Linked DNA regions of Homo sapiens: region 2 is linked to region 1. Evidence: read pairs that join two places in POLR2A ChIA-PET (ENCODE). Cell type or tissue: IMR-90. All regions are shown on one strand.

Region 1 (2,500 bases):
GTGGTACATATACACCATGGAACACTACACAGCCACAGAAAGAACAAAATCATGTCCTTTGCAACAACACGGATGCAGTTGGGGGCCATTATCCTAAGCAAACTAATGGAGAAACAGAAAACCAAATACCCCATGTTCTCACTTACAAGTGGCAGCCAAACCATGAGTACATATGGACATTAAGATGGGAACAAACAGACACTGGAGAATACAAGATGGGAGAGGGAGGCAAGGATGGAAAAACTACCTATTGAGTACTATGCTCACTTCCTAGGTGACGGGTTCAGTCGTACTTCAAACCTCAGCATTATGCAATATACCTTTGTAATAAACCTGCACAGGTACACCCGGAATCTAAAATAAAAGCGGAAAAAGAAAAAAAATTTAATTCAAATAAAAATATATACGTAAAAGCCATATAACAAACAGTAGAGTGACATCTTTTAAGTACTGAAAGAAAAAAAAGGCAATCCAGAATTCTATATTCAGCAAGAATATTTTAGAAAAATAAAGTCTTTTTGAGAGAAACAAAGATAATTTATTACTAGCAGACTTGGCCTATAAGAAATGTTAAAAGTTCTTCAGGTAGACAGAATGATACCAGACAGAAAACTTGGATCTACACAAAGACATGAACAACAGTATAAACGGTATAAATGAAAGTAAATACAAAACTTCATATTTTTCTTATTTGCAATTGTTCTAAAAGATAACTGTCTCTAAAGCAAAAATGCAGTCATGTACTGCATAATGATATTTAATCGACAAGGGACCACATATATAATGGTGGTCCCATAAGATTACGATGAAGCTGAAAAATTCCTATCGCCTAGGGACATCCTAGTTGTATTAACATTGTAGTACGATGAGTTACTCACGTGTTTGTGGTGAAGCTGGTGTAAAGAAACCTACACTGCCAGTTGTATAAAAGTATAGCATATACAATTATGTTAAGTACATAATACTTGATCATGGTAACAGTTACTAGCTTATGTATTTATTATATACTTTATCATTATTTTAGAATGTACTCCTACTTACATAAAAAGGAAAGTTAACTGTAAAACAGCCTCAGGTAAGTCCTTCAGGAGATATTACAGAAGAAGGAACTGTTATCATAGGAGATGGCAGTTCCATGTGTGTAATTGTCCCTGAAGACCTTCCAGACAAGATGTGGAAGTGGAAGACAGTGATATTTATAGCTTGACTCTCTGTGGGCCTAGGGCTAATGTATTTGCGTCTTAGTTTTTAACAAAAGTTTTAAAAGTAAAAATTAAAAATTTTTAAATAGAAAAAAGCTTACAGAATGAGGACATACTTTTGTACAGCTGTACAATGTATTTGTTTTAAGCTAAGTTATTGTAAGAGAGTAAAAAAGTTTAAAAAACTAAGAAGTTAATAAAGTAAAAGTTACAGTAAGGTAAGGCTAATTATTGAAGACTTTTTAAAAATAAATTTATTATAACCTACATGAACAGTTCTATAAAATCTATAGCAATATACTGTAAAGTCTTAGAGTAGTAATATATTGCATGTTGATTGCATATATATAAAAGTAAAGTGTATGACAACAAAAACATAAAAGATGAAGAGGAGAAATGGGAGTATAGAACTATAAGGTCCTAATACTACATATAAAGCTATGTATTATTATATCAAGAAAACTGTGATTAATTACAAATATACGGCAAACCCTAGGGCAACCACTAAACAAATTTCAGAAAGAGGTATAAATAAATAAGCAAACCGCGGAGAGAAATGGAATTTTTAAAAAGTCCAAGTAATCCAAAAGAAAAAAAGAACAGATAGACTAACATAAACCAGATACCATAGTGGTAGATTTTAATCCAACCATATTACCAATGTTGATAAATATAAACAATCTAAACACACTAAATAAAAGAGACATGTCAAAATGAAAGACAGAGATTATCAGACTGGATAAACAAGTAAGCCCATCTATATGCTGACTATAAGAAACCCATATTAAGTGTAAAGATACAGATAGGTTGAAAGTGAAAGTAAAACAAAAAACAAAAACAGAAAAAATATGTTGGGAGACAATTCTCCATGGGTCTCTGTTGAGGTAGCTGCCTTTGAACCTACTTCTCAGTATCTGGTCTGCAACCATCTCCCCAGTTACTCTTTATTAATAAGTGATACAATGGAGAGATGGAAATCTCATGTCTATTGCTAATATGTATGAAATTCATGGCAAACTTCAGTTTTTGACATGATATACCATGTAAATACTAATCAAAAGGAAGCTGAAGTGGTTATATTAATACAAGGCAAAGAAGATTTCAGAACAAGGAATATTACCAGAGATAAAGAGGCTGTCCGCCAGAAAGGCACACCGATCTTAAATATGTATGGATCTAACAAACTTTCAAAATACATGAAAAAAAAACTGATAGAACTGGAAAGAGAAATAGACAAATCTATTAAGTTGGAGACTTCAACACATCTCTCAGTATTTTATAGAACGAGTAGGCTATAA
Region 2 (2,500 bases), 790 kb after region 1:
CTAGGGAATGGAATTCTTTACTTTTTAGCAATGTTATAATAAATTCCATAACATAGACCAGGTATTCCATAGGTAATACTGTTATGAATTTCCTACTTATTAATCTAAATCAACAGCTTTTAAGATAGACTGTAGCATCACGTGGAGGACACACCCTAGAATATCATTATAAAGAGAAAATAGGATAAGGAGACTCTATAGTTGAAAAAAAAAGTGCTCTATCAGGAAGACTCCCTGGTATACAGAAAGCAGAGAAAGGAATATGAAAATTTGGTTAAGGTAATTACCACTCTTAAATGTCAATGAACTCATCTGTAAAATGGGTATAATTTTCACTATTTAGTATTAAGACAATTCATGGAGGTTGATGGGACATAGTAGAAGTCAACAAGTATTAGTTTTTTTCTTTCTTACGTGAGTAGTTTTAAAAAGTAGTCATTAGGCTAGACGGAGAAGGGAAGTTATCTCAACTTTTTGTAACTTATGCTACTCATCTAACAAGCACTGCAAAAATGGTCTTTAAATTGCATTTTATATTTCTTCATTTAAAGAAATTCCCAGCAGGGTGCGGTGGCTCACGCCTGTAATCCCAGCACTTTGGGAGGCCGAGGCGGGTGGATCATAAGGTCAGGTGATAGAGACTATCTTGGCCAACATGGTGAAACCCTGTCTCTACTAAAATACGAAAAATTAGTTGGGCGTTGTGGCATGTGCCTGTAATCCCAGCTACTTGGGAGGCTGAGGCAGGGGAATCGCTTTAACTCAGGAGGCAGGGGTTGCAGTGAGCTGAGATCAAGCCACTGCACTCCAGACAGGCAATAGAGCAAGACTCTGTTTCAAAAAAAAAAAAAAAAAAAAAAAAAAGGAATTCCCAAAACTTTGACTAGAAGTATTCCTATATATATTTCTATTTACCTAATCACCTCTTCCTAGCTACTTTTGCACAGTTGAACTGCTTTTATAAACTCCTTCCTAGCTGTGCTGCTTACAAGCAGGGGCCTGGGCAAATGCTCTGTGCCTCGGTTTCTATGTGTATCAAATGAGATAATAACGATACCAGTCACATTGATTTGTCATGAAAGTTACTGGAAATTACTCATGGGAAGTGTTTACATCAGTATCGGCATGTGGTAAGTACTCAACGAGTATCAGCTATGAGCCATACTATTATTGCTATTACCACCACTGCTATATTCCAGTTCTTCTAAAATAAGGTTTTTGAAGCCTATTTTGGTGTTTGGCAAGTAAGTTTTGTGCCCTACTGGTCTAGCACAGGAATAATACTTTTTTCACATTACCTCCATGGCACTTACCTTGTAGCCACTCTTATAGAATGTTAGTACATTGTTCTGTATATAATGGCCACTTATTTTTTTTCTCTCTTCAATTGCTCACCCCTGAGGGCAAAGATGAGACTATACCTTCTTTCTATTGCTCCTTGTACCTATTTTATTGCTCTTTCGAGGTAAGGCTCCAAACCAGCTTGTTGGGTGAATAAATGAATGAAATAATGACTGCATGTAAGGGGTTCAGATTACCTAATTGAATTGTTGGAACAGCAATGTAGAGTGATAACCCAGGCTAGCAACTGGAGGTCTTAGTGTGATCTCAAGGGACCTTTTTCAAAGCAAGTGACCAAGATAAGAAAAAAGAAAGCAGATGGTTAAAGAGATCTAAAATGTTTTTATTAAACATTCTGCAATCTTTTAATGGCAGGACCCTAACAATGTGCTGGGACATGGGGTCACGTATCAACAAGGAAAAAAGTCAAGAGGAAAAGTCCCTCAGAGTTAGTCTGCTTTATAGAGTTTCTTTTTAGCAAGTCAGTTTTTCCAGTGTAAGGTATGTTCATGGGCACTGATCTTCTTGGAGTGAAGTTAACACAACAATAATGACAACAATAGCAAAACTGAGGTTTCTAGGAGAGAAATTCCTCTTTTCCCCTCTGAGGGGCAACTCATTGACAACTCAATGTTGTCAATTGTATCCCTTATTCTATCATTTATCTGTGAAAGCCAGTAATAGCACCGTCACCTCCTCCACCACCTTCCACCTTGCCCTGTCAGAAGAGTCCTTGCCTTCTCAGTTTCTCAGTCTCTGTGTGGCTTCTTTCCAGCCACACAATGTAACCTCCAACCTCATGTTCTTGACCTTGTTTAGTTCCTACTTCTTTTTGATGGACAAGAATCTCATTCTTCCTAAGGACATTCTGTTACTGGCTTCTTGTGGGGGTGTTCCCATCTTCATTCCTGCCCCCACACCAGTTCTTTTCCATATCTACCATATCTATATTGGTCAAGAAGAGTTTGGCCTAGTTTTTCCTGCTATAGTGTGTGTGGTGGAATGAATAGACTTTCTTTTCCTTAATGTGAAATATTAGAATACTGATTATCATTATTGAAACTGCCCAGTCTTCCCTTTTGAGAATCACCTGTTGAGAATCACTGTTCTCACCATAAACTCAGCAATAAAGGACTCAGTAGATTAAGTGTCAAGAAGC

Evidence for each region. ChIA-PET counts read pairs that join two places held together with the same protein. Peaks named below come from ENCODE experiments on the same cell type or tissue, not always from the same donor. Only the 100,000 strongest peaks of a DNase experiment are listed, where the experiment ranks them.
Region 2: POLR2A ChIA-PET joins it to region 1 with 11 read pairs; 1 of 35 experiments calls an interaction of 5 or more read pairs at or near these places.

The regions. Positions count from the first base shown.
Region 1 is chr6:111,460,053-111,462,552 of GRCh38, forward strand. The region is part of intron 1 of REV3L (REV3 like, DNA directed polymerase zeta catalytic subunit); the gene reads right to left. Among named protein-coding and RNA genes, the nearest start is that of REV3L, 22 kb to the right of the region's middle. In IMR-90, no CTCF peak of the experiment used is centred here; no DNase peak of the experiment used is centred here.
Region 2 is chr6:112,248,604-112,251,103 of GRCh38, forward strand. All of the region lies in intron 2 of LAMA4 (laminin subunit alpha 4), which reads right to left. The region is part of intron 2 of LAMA4-AS1 (LAMA4 antisense RNA 1); the gene reads left to right. Among named protein-coding and RNA genes, the nearest start is that of LAMA4, 4.7 kb to the right of the region's middle. In IMR-90, no CTCF peak of the experiment used is centred here; a DNase peak (open chromatin) is centred at 1,108.